Regions from separate parts of the Homo sapiens genome. Here region 1 is linked to region 2. A link is a loop called in an ENCODE intact Hi-C map of the cell type or tissue named here. Cell type or tissue: K562. All regions are shown on one strand. Each heading gives the region's core, and the rest is flanking DNA. Links, peaks and the distances in the headings are about the cores only.

The links. Hi-C counts contacts between places; a loop is a spot of excess contacts. Peaks named below come from ENCODE experiments on the same cell type or tissue, not always from the same donor. Only the 100,000 strongest peaks of a DNase experiment are listed, where the experiment ranks them.
Region 1: it touches region 2 in a loop (6-fold over the local background); 2 of 110 quality-filtered maps call a loop at or near these places.

Annotation. Positions count from the first base shown.
Region 1 is chr2:20,418,781-20,426,169 of GRCh38, forward strand. It overlaps LOC105373465 (a long non-coding RNA gene), which reads right to left and starts at 6,165. Exons shown (of 5, transcript XR_001739317.2): 1 at 5,972-6,165; 2 at 4,048-5,759; 3 at 1-107. RefSeq lists enhancers at 3,413-3,926, 6,060-6,219, 6,280-6,329. In K562, for the core only: a CTCF peak has its summit at 4,286 (motif pointing left); a DNase peak (open chromatin) is centred at 4,301; H3K27me3 peaks cover 1,200 bases.
Region 2 is chr2:20,239,374-20,246,762 of GRCh38, forward strand. It overlaps the pseudogene DRG1P1 and the pseudogene RNU7-113P. Among named protein-coding and RNA genes, the nearest start is that of SDC1, 18 kb to the left of the region's middle. RefSeq lists silencers at 1,762-1,908, 2,943-3,172. In K562, for the core only: a CTCF peak has its summit at 3,039 (motif pointing right); a DNase peak (open chromatin) is centred at 3,038.

The sequences.
Region 1 (7,389 bases), core at 3,310-5,809, 180 kb after region 2:
CAAGAAATCAGTGGGCACAGCTGGCTTCGCAGGTATCTGGTCTGGTTCCCTGGTGTTCCTGGGGGTTGCTGAAGTTTTACTCTGTATTCTCACTTCTGACACCAAATCTGTTAAAAGAAAAACTTTAGACATATTAAATTTAACAGAGTTTAATTGAAAAAAAAAAGAAAAGAAAAGAAAAAAAACAACCAAAATGATTTCTGAATTTGATAGCCCCCAGAATCAGAATAGATTCAGAGACTCCAGGGCTGCTACATGGTCAGATAAGATTTATGGACAGAAAAAGGAAGGTGACATACAGGAATTGTGAGCTACAGAAACAGCTGGGTTAGTTACAGCTCAGCGTTTTCCTCATTGGTACAAGGTCTGAACAGCTGGCCGCCTGCGACTGGCTGAGACTCAGCCATTGTTACAGAAGCATACTGCTGAGTTGAGTTTTCAGTTTGTTTAGGTACTAAGTTAGCTTGTTGTTCCTAAGTAAGAACTCAAGTATGTGAGTACAGAGGCTTTCTCAGGCCAAATTTAGTTTGATTTAACAGAAGTGAGGAGCAACCAGCCTCATTCTCACTGTGGCTGGGTGTGGGCATGTCCTGGGCCCTCCCACAGCTCTAGGAATTGCCTGAGAGACAGACGAAGTGGACAAAGTCGCTGACAGACCTGAGTTACTGCCTTGGTCCTGGTGACCCTGCTCCAGGCAGTCCATCTCTGTCTGCGATCCCGGCACCACTCCCGGTGGTTCATTATTGCCCAGAGGGGCCTCTGGAGTGCAAGCCTCAAACAGGGAGACAGACCTGGGAAGACTCCATGAGGCTCCACAGCAACCAGACAGTTCTAAAGTCAGCGTCCCTGGCTTCCAGCTCCAACACTGGACATTCCCCCGTGGCTCCCCTGCCTGGGAATCTGGTGGAGGCTGATTGGGCAGCCCAGGGGATGCCGGTGGGGTGCGGGGAGGAAAGGCTGCAAGGGCAGCTTGGCTGGATCATGGAGGCCCGGGTGAGGCATTCGGACTTACTCTAAGGGCAAGAGAGTGAGAGACTGCAGCTTGGAGAGGACAGCGGTGCTTTGGAAGATGAATCTGGCTCGTTGTGCTGTAAGAAAAGGAGGGAGGAGAGCAGCTTTCTAGGTGACCTGGGGCTGTGACAGTAGGTATGAGGGACGTGAGGGGTCTGAGACAAGCAGTGAGGGTGCACTGCCCAGCCTTCCTGCTTGTGGGTTAGGAGCTGTCGGTGAGGATTCTAAGGGTGTGACCCTTGATGATGAGGTGAATGTGTTATGGCTCACAGGAACAGGGAAGATGGGAGGAGGAGTGGGCTTACAGCAAAGAGAAGCGTTTTATTTTATTCAGCTTGGCCGTGAGACTTCTCTGTGGCGATAGGTGAGTTTGCCAAATCTGGAGCTCGAGAACCAAGTCAAGGCTGTAGCTGCATATTTAGGAGTAAAGGTAGAAATTGAAGTAATGGGAGGGAGTAAGAGTGTTGAAGATGGAAGTTTTTCATGCCAGAAATAAGCTGTTTAAGGAAATGACCAATCTCCTAGAAATCTCCAAGGCCTATGTTAAAACCATCCCTTACCCCTGCAAAGATACCATATGCACGTACCTCTAACATTGCCTGGTTTATGTCATGTGCACCTAACCATTGCCCTAGCAGGTGGGCCTCTGTACAAAGGGAAGTAAATACTTGTTCCTGTAGAACCTCTGGTTTTGGATAATATAAATATTAACTTTGGCCAGGCGCAGTGGCTCACACCTGTAATCCCAGCACTTTGGGAGGCCGAGGCGGGGGGGATCACCTGAGGTCGGAAGTTCGAGACCAGCCTGGCCAATATGGTGAAACCCCCGTCTCTACTAAAAATACAAAAAATTAGCAGGGCGTGGTGGCAGGTGCCTGTAATCCCAGCTGCCTGGGAGACTGAGGCAGGAGAATCACTTGAACCCAGGAGGGGGAGGTTGCAGTGAGCCAAGATGGTGCTACTGTACTCCAGCCTGGGCGCGGCAGAGCAAGACTCCATCTCAAAAATAAATGAGTAAATAGATATTAACTTTCTAGTACTTCGGGCACATCTGCTTGTAATGCCCCTGAGGTGACTATGGTAGCAGTCCGTCCCAAGCTTCTTGGCAATGCCAGTGGCTGGCAATGTGTCACATGCCTGGAATGACCAGAGAATAAGTGTCTGATGGTCTGCTCGGTAGTCACTGGAAGCCACCCCCATGAGGTGGTGACAAAAGAGGACTTTGGAAGGCTCTGACAGTGCATTGGAGCTGGGGCTTCTTGGGTATTTTTTTTTTTTTTGAGACGGAGTTTTGCTTTTGTTGTCCAGGCTGGAATGCAATGGCATGATCTCAGTTCACTGCAACCTCTGCCTCCCAGATTCAAGCGATTCTCCTGTCTCAGCCTCCTAAGTTGCTGGGATTACAGGTATGTGCCACCATGCCTGGCTAATTTTATATTTTTAGTGGAGATGGGGTTTCTCCATGTTGGTCAGGCTGATCTTGAACTCCCGACCTCAGGTGATCTGCCTGCCTTGGCCTCCCAAAGTGCTGGGATTACAGGTGTGAACCACCGTGCCTGGCCTGCTTCTTGAGTGTTTTTGTTGTGAGTTTTAATCCCTACAGTGAAAAAGAACAGCTCCCTCTTGTTGGAGTGGCAGGGGTTGGCAATGCTCCCTTGCCTTTAGAGCGGAAGTCCATCCCCATGAGCTGGAGGCAGTGAAAGGTCAACCCCCAAGTCCATGGGTAGTCCCTTGGCAGCTGGGCGGAAACCAGCGAAGAGGCTGATATTTTGGAATGGCCGACGGCTCTATGGGTCCCAGGAAGATGAGCTAATTTGCTCACAGCGGGGCCACCAGGTCTGCTGCTTGCCTCGGTGGCTTCAGATGCTCTTTGAGCAGGCTGTGGCTCCCAGAGCTGAATAGGAGTGTAGGACTCACTCCCTTGGATGGACTCACAGAGACTGAAGTGCAAGCCAGGTGCCATATGACGAATTCCCAGAGAAGTGGAGCTGCCCAAGGGAGGGCACATGCGCTCGGCCTCAGCGGCATTAGTATGCCTTGATGGGCTCCTCAGCTGTCCGTTTCTGTCCATAACCTGGACGTCAGTGTGACTCCTCTCCCCCACCTCCCTGTCTCCCTCCCTTCCTCCTTCCCTCACTTATCCCCCTCTCCCATCTCTCCATCCATCCTCCCCCTCCACCATCCCCAGGCCCAGTGGAGGGTGACAGCTCACAGCCTGGGTCCTCCGTATCCATGCTGTGTTCTTTGTGCCCCGCCCTCCATCCGGGAGCAGCACTAGAAGGAAGGTCCTCAGCTCTTTAGGGACATTCCTGTCCTGGAGCCAAGGCCAGCACTGGCAGGGGTCCACGAACCTTGGCTGACTAGTCCTGTGGTCAGCCTTACCCTGTGGAGGCACAGAGCCAGAGGCCCTTGCTTCTGACTGGCTGCATTCCCATTGCACATGTGGGAATTGGGAAAGGCCGGGGACCTGCTCAGGCTCGCCTGGATGGCACTTCCCCAGCTCTCTGATGGGTTGTGGGGACACGGCACTTCTGGTCCAGGGAAGTGGCCCAGGACTTCCCATATCTGGGGCACAATGCTCCCATCCCACACTGGAGAATCAAGATTGCACTGCACGGAGGAATTTTTAAAGAATTTTCCTAATATGGGAGTGAGACCTTGATCCATGATGGCTCCCAGATACTCAGAGGATAGAGCCAGCCCCTTGCTGTCAGCACCAACTTCCATCCTTAGAGCTGCCGCCTCTCCTAACCCCCCACTCAGAGTCCTGGCCCTGAGTCTGGCTTCCCCGGGCTGGGAGCCACGATGATCTCTGAAAACACCATCAGTGCTGGGAACTCAGAGGAGGTTTTGGGTGCTTTAGTTCCATGCATCTGCACCAGAGCTCCCTGGGCCCAGGCCCCACCTGATGGGCCCCATTCTCCCACAACATGGGGTCTTGGTTCTGAACCTGCCCTGGGGCTGGCCCCTGCCCCTAGCTGCCTCTTTCTGGTCCCCAGCCCTGCACAGGAAGGCCATCTGCATACCCGACCTTACCTATCATCCATCGGGAAGCTTTCCGATGCTACATGCTCACTGGTTTAAACTGTTGCTCCCCCCACAGCAGGCATCTCAGCCTCCAGCTGTTTGTCAGCTGCTTCACATGGCTTCCAGCTGCTGAGGCTGAAGAAAGCTGGAGGCTTCAGTGGATGCTTCTGCGGCAAAAAGCTTGCTGGGGAGAAGCAAGCAAGCACAAAAGAGCAAGTGCCTTCTCTCCTCCTGACCTCAGTCTCCTAGTGCCCCCTATTGGAAGAACCTGCCAGAACCAGCTGACCTGGGGACATGTAATTTGCACAGATCAAGCCCCAGTAGCGCCAACCTGACAAGTGGAGATCTGGAGCCGAGACTGAATAGCCAATGGACAGCACAACGCCCTGCCCTCCTTTCCTTGCTTGGCAAGCTCTTGCCCCTGCTCCAGGCCTTAGCTCAGGTGTCATTTCTTCCAGGCAGCTCTCTCTGGACCAGTTGTCCCACTGTGGCTTCCCACAGAGACATACACACGCTTCTATCCAGCACAGGATAGAAATGATCTCTTCATGCTTCTATCTCCCTTACTTGGCAATGAGCTTCTGGAGAAAAAGCGACTTTGTCTGTCAAGTTTTGTAATTCTCAGGGCTTACTGCATAGCTCTGTACATCTTTGTTGAGCCATAGCTCCTGCAGTTGTCAGCTCTCCCCGGAAGAAGGTTGAGGAGTAGGTGGAGCAGGATGGTTTTTCTTCAGGCTGTCTCTCATCCTGGGATTCCCAGGCACTGCCCCTTCATTCTCCGACAATAATAATGATTAACATTTGTTGAACCCCTGGCCGGCACCAGGCACAATTGTTCATACTTCCCATGTATCAACTCATTTAGTTTTCACAGATTTATGAACTGAGGTGCAGAGAAGTTAAGCGACTTGCCCAACGTTACACAGTGAGAAAATGGCAGAACCAGAACTTGAATCCAGGTAATCTGGGTTCCAGAGCCTGTGCCCTTAGCCCCTATGTTATTTTGTCCAAGGAGGATAGGAATCAGGAAAATGTGGCAAACTTATAATGCTGATGCCAACAATCAAAATAAGAAGCTTCCAGAAGAAGCTGCATAAGATAGTGTCTCACAGCCATGGGTGGACATGTGACACAATTCAGGGCCCTCCCTGTGGTTGTTCAAGTTGGTAGTGACAGAGCAGAGAAGCTCCTCTTAGGAGGTGAAGTTGGCTCCAGGCTTGCGGAAGAAGAGACTGACTTGCAGAGAGATGCAGGGGTGAGAGGGAATGACAGCGCCTCCTCTCCCTGCCCTGGGTCTTGGGCCTCTGAGCTGGTGAATCCCCCTTTTGCATTGCCTCATTTAATGTCAGTTTCTCACATTTGTGACTAAAGAGGCCTAACTAATACCAACTTATAATTTACAAAGTCCTGTCACAGGTCATTGATTCTTATGCCAGCATGAGGGGGCAGGCAGGGGGTCATATCCCCATTTCCAGAAGTGAAAACTGAGGCTTGGAACAGTTAAGTGACTTGCCAAGCAGCAAGTCAGTGGCAGAGCTGGCTGAGAAGCTGGTGCTTGGCCCCTCAGGCCAGGAGTCTGTCCTCTCCTCCGCCTTGTGCTCTCATGGGAGCTATGGAGAGGGGGTCTGGGTACCACCACCTGCCTCAGTACTCGTGGCTCGGAGCTTTGACCCGGCTGTGCTTCCTCTCATTCCTCTTGCTTTGTCTTGGGGCCTATGGGGCTGGGGGAAACAGGCACAGAGCTGGAGATGGCAGATTCTAGTACTACACACTCCACACCCCGACTTCCCATCCATGGAGCTCACAGGGAGAGGTTCCTGCAGCAGCTACAAGAACACCTCCCCCCCATACCAGCAACCAGGAAATCTCCCAGACAAACTGTGTACCCGGACTGTGGAGGCCACCCACCCCGCACCTCACCCACTCCTGGTACCTCCAGGGCCTGTAGGGAAGCTCCCCGCCCCCAAACCAGCTTTGGGGCTCTCTCTCTGGCCTGGGCCCCAGCTTCGTGGGGGAAGTGGGTGTAGCAGCCTCCTCTGGCCTGGGGGCTGGGAAACCTCAGGCACCTCTGCCTCCGCAGCTGGTAATCCAGCTTGGGCTTGCCAGAGGCCAGTCAGCTCCTCTTCTGAATCTGGATTAGAATCTTCTCGACCCTGGCAGGAAGAGCAGGAGGCCTGCGGTTGGAGGGCATTTCCTGTTTACTGCTGGTGTCAGTGTTGGTCTGAGAGGTCCACCCTTCTGTGGTTAAGTGAGCCCGGACATCTCCCACCCTCCCTTCAGGCCGACTCACATCCCTCGCCTGGTCCTTGTGAGAAGGTCTCTGCTTCCTCTGGTTCAGGGGAGCAGGTTACCATCTCTGGGTTTGCTCTCCTCCCCTTGCCTGGGCTGAAATGAGTCTTTCTAATGACAGCAGCAGTGGCCTGCCCTGTTGCCAAATTTAGCAAAAAAAAAGAAGAAGAAAGAAAAAAGAGAAAAAGGATGCAGGTTAAATTTGAATTTCAGATAAATAGCAAATAATGTTTTAGTGTTAGTAGTTCCTGTGTATTATCTGCGGATCCTAAATGAAGCTGGAGCCCAGGGAGATGAAGTGTCTTTTGGGATCTGATGATGAGCAACACAGGATTCCAGCCACTCAGCCGAAGACTCTATGCCCCCAACAGTCTGCCAGCCAGTCAAGCTTGGCCACTGTGGCTGGCTGTGTCTATCCTGCTGTGACTCCTGTCCTGTGATCATAGGTGTTCCCCCTGTAGGTTGTGAGATGGGGAGATAATGATTTAACCCCACCTCAAAGAGAGGCAGACACTCCCAAGCAGTGATTTTCAAAGTTTGGTCACACAGCAGCAGCAGCAGCAGCAGCAGCAGCATCCGTGATAATTAATTTTATGAGTCAACCTGACTGGGCGATGGGGTGCCTGGATATCTGGCCAAATGTTATTCTAGGTGTCTCTGTGAAGATGTTTCTGGATGATGTTAACATGATGTTAACTTTTTTTTTTTTTTAAAGACAGCTCACTGCAACCTCCACTTCCCAGGTTCAAGCGATTCTCGCGCTTCAGCCTGCTGAGTAGCTGGGACTACAGACACACACTACCATGCTCAGCTAATTTTTTGTATTTTTAGTAGAGAAGGGTTTCACCATGTTACCCAGGCTGGTCTTGAACTCCTGGCCTCAGGCAGCCTGCCTCCTCAGCCTTCCAAAGTGCTAGGATCATAGGCGTGAGCCACCACATCTGGCTGATGTTAACATTTGAAATGTCAGGCTGAATAAAAATTGTCCTCCCCAGTGTGGGTGGGCGCCATCCAATCAGTTGAAGGCCTGAATAGAACAAAGGGCTGACCCTGCCACAAGTA
Region 2 (7,389 bases), core at 2,027-4,526:
TTTGCCCTCCCTTTCTAATTAAATTGCATTCTATTCAGTGAATGTGTCCTGTATGATTTCAGCTTCTTGGGTTTATTAGGCTCTTCATTATGGCCTAATAAATACAAAGAAAAATATTTGGAATTTGCATACTCAACAGTTAACAACGATTAACTCTTGGGAGGGGAATGAAATTGAAAGGCAGAGACAATGAGGAGAAGCTTTTTGTTTGTTTTTATTTTGTTTGCTTTTGATTGTTGGGAAGTTTTTATACTATAAGAATTCGCTCAAGTATAATGGTTTTCTTTTTCTTTTTTTTTTTGCACATAGATGACCAGCCTACCAGGTCTTTTATGCAGTTCGACATACAAGGTGACAGCAAGGTAAGACTAACGAAGTGCCAGTTTTGGTGCCTCCATCTCCCTCCCCTGGATCCTGATCCAGTGACTGCCAAAACCAGAAGGAACTGGGGTAGGGTGCTTGATCATGGGGAAGGCTGCTGTGGTTCGCCCGGTAGATGGGAAAAGGAAAAGGTTGCACTTCTTCACAATTTGAATGACATCCTTGTCCTCCAACGTATGGTCTTTACCCACTTTTTGAGGATTGTGTTTCACAGAGAGACCCCAGACCAGAGCATATTTAAATTCTTTGATAAGATTTTTGTGAATCTTCATGCAGAAATCTCCACTGTGGTCCTGGAGTAAGGAAGTACCACTGAGGATGTGTAACCTGGTAATTGCCTTTGGGTTTGGTGCAAATTCTCACTAGTTTCAGATAGTCCCAGATCTTTTCCAATAGGTCATCAAAATTCCAGTGGTGATGGGCAGAGATGGGTACACCGTGAGGCACCTTATAGTGCTATCCAATTCCTCAATGGAGATTTGGTCAATCTTATTTAACATAAGATAACATTTGGTCAATCTTATTTAACATAACATTTGGTCAATCTTATTTAACATAGATACAGGGGATATAAACTCTGTTTCCTTCCACCACATCAATGAGGTCATCAGCTGTAGCATCACTACGTAGAGTCACATCGGCATTATGAATCTTGTATTCAGCCAGAATGCTCTTCACAGTTTCAGCATCCAGCTCACTCTGTGGGCAAGTGGCTGTGAGATGAATGCCTCCCTTGTCCTTCTTCTTAAAGCCATTGTTGGGGGGCGGTGGTTGCTGTTCAAGTGAATGCCAAAGACTTCCAGCTCATTTTCAATTATCTTCTTATGTCCCAAAGGTTTCAGGACATCCAGAACAATCAGGATCAAGTTACAGGTTCGGGCCACTGCAATGATCGACGACCTCTACCTTTCCCATCCCTGGCACCTTCAATAATACCTGGGAGATCCAGGAGCTGGATTTTGGCACCTTTGTATCTGATGACACCAGGCACAGTGCTCAGAGTAGTGAATTCATAGGCTGCCACCTCAGAATATACCCCTGCCAGGTTACTAAGCAGTGTCGACTTCCCCACAAATGGAAAACCAACAAATCCAATTCAAGCATCACCTGTCTCGGCCACATCAAAACCTTCTTCTGCACCTCCACCACCACCACCACCCTTTGGAGTAGTGAGTTCTCGACGAAGCTTAGCAAGACGAGCCTTAAGCAGCCCCAGGTGGTGTGCTGTGGCCTTGTTGAGTCCAAGCCATCTCCTCTTCTGTCTCCGCGATCTTAGCTAGGGTGCTGCTCATCGTGGCGAGTACCCTGTGGCCTCCACACTGACTGTCTCCCTTCACACACCCGCGGGCAAACTAGCTCAAGTATAATGCTTTTCAAAAGTAACTCAATGAACTTGGGAGTGTAGGCCTCGGTACAGTGGCCCACAGACCCCTGAGAGCACCATTGTGTGACAGCTCTTCACCGAGAGACACCGCCTTTAAAAACGCGTTTAGGGCCGGGCGTGGTGGCTCATGCCTGTAATCCCAGCACTTTGGGAGGCTGAGGCGGGCAGATCACGAGGCCAGGAGTTTGGGACCAGCCTGACCAACATGGTGAAACCCCGTCTCTACTAAAAATACAAAAATTAGCCAGGCATGGTGGCGTGCGGGTGTAATCCCAGCTACTCGGGAGGGTGAAGCAGGAGAATCGCTTGAACCCTGGAGGCGGAGGTTGCAGTGAGCCGAGATTGCGCCACTGTACTCCAGCCTGGGCAACAGAGCGAGACTCCATCTCAAAAACAACAACAACAACAAACAAAAAACAAAACAGAAAAACGCGCTTACTTCCTACTGGCTTTACAGTGGTGAGCATTACCTAAGCACCTAACTTCAGGCTTTGGGGTAAAGAGAGAGAAACACACAGTCTGGCCTTCCAACAACTCACAGTGTGGGTGGAGAAACGTAAGAAAACAAGCCATTGCAATAATTTGCCATCACCGCCATCATGACCTTGTGCCTGGAGGAGCTGTCCCTGGAATCTGTCTAGGGAAGCTCCAGGGCTGGCTCCAGGAGACGAGGAGGAACTGGCTGGCCAGAGACAGGGGCAGTAGGGTTGTCAGATTTAGCAAATAAAAACAGAATGCCCAGTTAAATTTGAATTTCAGATGAACATTTTTTTTTAGTATAAAATGTATAATTATGTCCTATGCAATGTTTGGGATTTATTTATACGAAAAAATTTAGTCGCCCCACCTGTGGCTTTAGGGCCGACTTGTTCAGGAAGGGAAGAGGAAGAGCACAAGAAGGTTTGGTGCAAGAAGATGGGTTCGGTTCCGGACATGTTTGGCGAAACGGGGCCAGTGGCCACGTGACTGGAGATGTGCGATTCCAGGCTGCAGGATGTCAGGGCTCGGGCTTTAGGGGCGAGGCCTGGGGTCCGCGGTGGTAGGATGTTATGGGAAGTGCCCTGTGATGAGGCTGCAGGCGGTCGTACATGGCAGTTGAGTGGGATGGGTAGAGTTCTTTCCTTGTTCGAGAAGGCAGGGTGTGTCTGAGCAATCCTGTTTAGAAAGATCAACTCCAAGTAATTTAGACGAAGAAACTTCTGGAGCTGGACGGATCCCCCAGGGTGCGCCGCGCCTGGACTGGGAAGGGCCCCCGGACCCGCGGCGCAGGGGAGGGCCGGGCCGCCAGGGGGCGCTCTCGGCGGACGGGGCGGGGGTCCCCCTTGGTGTCTCCCAGGCAGCTTCGCAACAGCCCTGCTGGATTAGGCCCCAATGAGCAAACTGAAGCCCGGGTGGGGAAAGGGCGGGGGGGGGGGGGCTTGAGGGCGTCACCCAGGCGGGTCAGTTGCTTTTTTAAAAAAAATTATTTTTATTTTTTTTATAGGGAAGGCAGGGGCATCTCGCCATGTTTCCCAGGCTGGCCTCGAACTCCTGGACTCAAGCGAGCCTCCGCCTCGGCCTTCCAAAGTGCTGGGATCACCACCGCGCACAGCCACTTTTGCAGCTTTCTAAGGCCGCCCCCAGGCCCTTGCCACCCTGCTGCGTGAGCCAGGCTTGGGCCTGTGGGGAGGGCTCTAGGTCACCTGGTGGCTGCCGTTGTGTCTACAGCTGCCTCTTCCTGTGACAAAGCTGACTCTTTGTCTTCCAGGTCCCTTCTCTAGTTTTCTACCCTACTGTAGAAGAGGGTGGGTAATGGAATATAGATGAAGCTGTCACCCTTCCAAACTCTGGGGGGTGACCCCCTCCCTCCTCTGCTCACAGGTGCCTTCCAAGCCCAGACTCCAGTGCTCAAACCAGAACTGACTTTTGAAGGAGCAGGGCAGAAGAGGACTCCCAGACACCCCTCCTCTTCTCCAGGGCGAGCCCATACACGTGCTTTTGTCCTCATCCCTGCCATAGGAAGGGGCCCACCAGGTGTGACCCGGCTTTCCAAGGCTTCTGGCCATAAAAGGCCAGGGGTGGGAATAAAGCAAGAAAGAGATGAGACTCCGCCCATGTCTCGGGGAGCCCCTCAGCTCTGTAACTGGCACTGCTACCTCCCCTGCCTCCAGTCCCTCTCTACTGCTGCTCTGCCAGCCTGTGCTGGGTCCTCCACACCACCGCACTTGTCACTCACCTGCTCAAGAATCTGTGATGACCCCTATTGTTAACTGAAGCATTGCTTGTATCAAGAATCTCATTCTGTTTCTCCCTCCACTGGGGTGTGCACCTCTTGAGGGCTGTATCCTCAGCATCAAGAATACTTGACACAGGCCGGGCACGGTGGCTCATGCCTGTAATCTCAGCACTTTGGGAGGCCAAGGTGGGCGGATCACTTGAGGTCAGGAGTTCAAGACCAGCCTGGCCAACATGGTGAAACCCCGTCTCTACTAAAAATACAAAAATTAGGCTTAGGTGGGCATGGTGGGCCACGCCTATAATCCCAGCTACTTGGGAGGCTGAGGCAGCAGAATCGCTTGAACCTGGGAGGTGGAGGTTGCAGTGAGCCGAGATTGTGCCACTGCACTCTGCACTCTAGCCTGGGTGACAGAGCAAGACTCTATCTCAAAACAAACAAAAAATGAAACCTGACGCAAAGTAGTTGCTCAATAAATAAGACTATGAAAATGCACTGGCTGCTGCACCCACCTTGCTCTCAATCCCCCAAAGCCATCCCCTCATCCTCTTCATTTTACCTTTCCCTTCCAAGCCCAAGGCACTGATTAGTTTTGAAATCTTGATTCCTGTCTAGATTTAAAGGCTTTGAGTTAGGAATTACTTTTTTTCCCTCCCGCCTAGGACCTCATGCCTTCTCAAAAAATAGGTAAGACCAGCCAGACACAGTGGCTCATGCCTGTGATCTCAGCACTCTGGGATGCTGAGGCAGGAGGATCACTTGAGTCCAGGAGTTTGAGACCAATTCAGGCAACATGACAAGACTCTTGTCTTTACCAAGAAATTTAAAAATGAGCTGGGCACGGTGGTGCATACCTATTGTCCCAGCTACTCAGGAGGCTGAGGTGGGAAGATCGCTTGAGCCTGGGAGGTTGAGGCTGCAGTGAGCTGTGATCATGCCAGCGCACTACAGCCTGGACGACAGAGTGAGACCCTGTCTCAAAAAACAAAACAATACAAAAGATAAGACTGAATGTTCTCCATATGGTCCTATTTGGTCATGGAATGATTTGTGGTGGATTTTCCTCCACTCTTCAGCATTCCTTCCATAACCTGTTTCTGGCCATGAGCTACATGCTGTTTACACAAAAAAGATATGATCCTGAACTGGGTGGAAGGCTTCTGCTCAACTGCATGGGCACCAAAATGTGTGCTGAGGGAAATCACACATGATCTTCTCAAGCAGCTTTTGACTTCCCTCAGGATCCTAGATGACCATGTTCATAAAGAATTATTGGCCAACATCCCATATCTTCTGACTATGAAGGTGAAAACGTGTGCTTTGCGTAGAGTTGGATGAGACCCTTGTTTCTGATTTCTAAATACCTACTGCTTTGAGGAAGCTTCCATCATCCTAACTTCGTTGTCCAGGCAGAGGTTGAGAGGGAAAGGTTTAGAAGGCTAACAGGCAAATCTTTCTCAGTTCAATGGCTTCCTTGCTATAAGCCAAGTTGGCAGAGCTTTATTAAGGAGTGTCACTGTGGCTTCCTTCAAACTTGATGCATCAGTTGGATGGACCCTTATGGAGGGCTCTTCCTCACTTGGCTACAACTGTGGCTCAACTCTCAAACAAAGCAGACATTTAGAAATAATTTGACGTAACTATTTATTTATTTATTTATTTTGAGATGGAGTCTCACTCTGTTGCCCAGGCTGGAGTGCAGTGGTGTGATCTTGGCTCACTGCAACCTCCGCCTCCCGGGTTCAAGTGATTCTCCTGCCTCAGCTTCCTGAGTAGTTGGGATTACAGGCGCCTGCCACCTTGCCCAGCTGATTTTTGTATTTCTTTTCTGAGATGGAGTTTCACTCTTGTTGCCCAGGTTGCAGTGCAATGGCTCGATCTCAGCCCACCACAACCTCCATCTCCCGGGTTTAAGTGAGTCTCCTGCCTCAGCCTCCTGAGTAGCTGGGACAGGCATGCACCACCATGGCTGGCTATTTTTTTGTGTGTTTTTAGTAGAGACAGGATTTCTCCATGTTGGTCAGGTTGGTCTCAAACTCCCGACCTCAGGTGATCCGCCTGCCTTGGCCTCCCAAAGTGCTGGGATTACAGGTGTGAGCCACCATGCTCAGCCTAATTTTTGTATTTTTAATAAAGATGGGGTTTCATCATGTTGGCCAGGCTGATCTCGAACTCCTGACCCCAGGTGATCTGCCCACCTCAGCCTCCCAAAGTGCTGGGATTACAGGTGTGAGCCACTGCGCCCGGCCTGGAGGTAGCTCTTTAAATCAAACACTCAGCAAAGAATTGACTGATTTGCAGGCCTGTTCTTTTACTGAAGCATAACCATAGCATCAAGAGGCTTCCAAACTGGTGAAAATCATGCAAGGGATGGGGTAAGAAATGGCAGAGATCAGTTGATGGTCCCGAGCTACTCTGACCTCCACAAAACTTCAGCAGCTTCTGGGTCTCTAATATGCTTTTGTGTGTGTTTGTGAGAGATATACCAAGATTTCCCATCACAATGTCTTTGATTTCCTTGCTCTTCTCTCCATCCTGGCAGCTTGTATACACCAGGGCAAATCTACACATGACTTAATGATTTATCTGCAATTTGAATCAAGAGTTTTGCTCATTTGCAGAAACATAAATGATCTCCAAACCATGTTTTGAGGCTGCATGTAACCGAATTTTAAAAATGAAAACTTATTTTAACCAAGTGATGCGCACGAGTTGCTTTAGTAGCTAACGTGTACCGAGTACTTGCCATGGCGCTTCAGGTCTATTCTCTTTAATCCTTACAATCTCAGCAGGTCACCATTTCCTTGACTTACACAAAGAAACTAAGGCTTAAAAGATGAAACCACTTACCTACTAGATATGAAGCTAGTGTTTGGCACCTGGGCAGTCTAATTCTAGAGCCCAAACTCTGAATCATTACTTTCTGATGCCCAAGAAAGTTTGAATCAATCTTTCTGTTGATCTTTCTGTTGTTGGGTTTTCCGGTAAAAACTGGAAAACCTGCTAGACAAATTCTAAAAGAGCACTGACATTTGAATACATTTTAATCCAGCCAATTGCTTTCCCTTAAACTACCAAATACAAGACTATTTCACCTGGTTTTAATTCTTGGTAAATATATTTTTTAAAAGTTCTATGGCACTTCCGCCTCCGCTGAGGTGGTGCCAGAGCCACAGTCATGAGTTGCTTCAAGTTTATCGGTAAAAGGAGCGTTTTCCCAACTCACTGGGTCGTTCTGATCGGTCCAGGGTGTTGCTCACCAAGGCCACAGGGCCCAGAACTTGAGCTCTCCGGCTTTGTAAGGGTTGAAAGGGCCACTCAGTGGAAGAGGGTGCAGGAAGGTTTCTGGGTGCTGGTAATGTTCTGGTTCTTGATCTAAATCCTGGATTCATGAGTATTTATTTGTGAA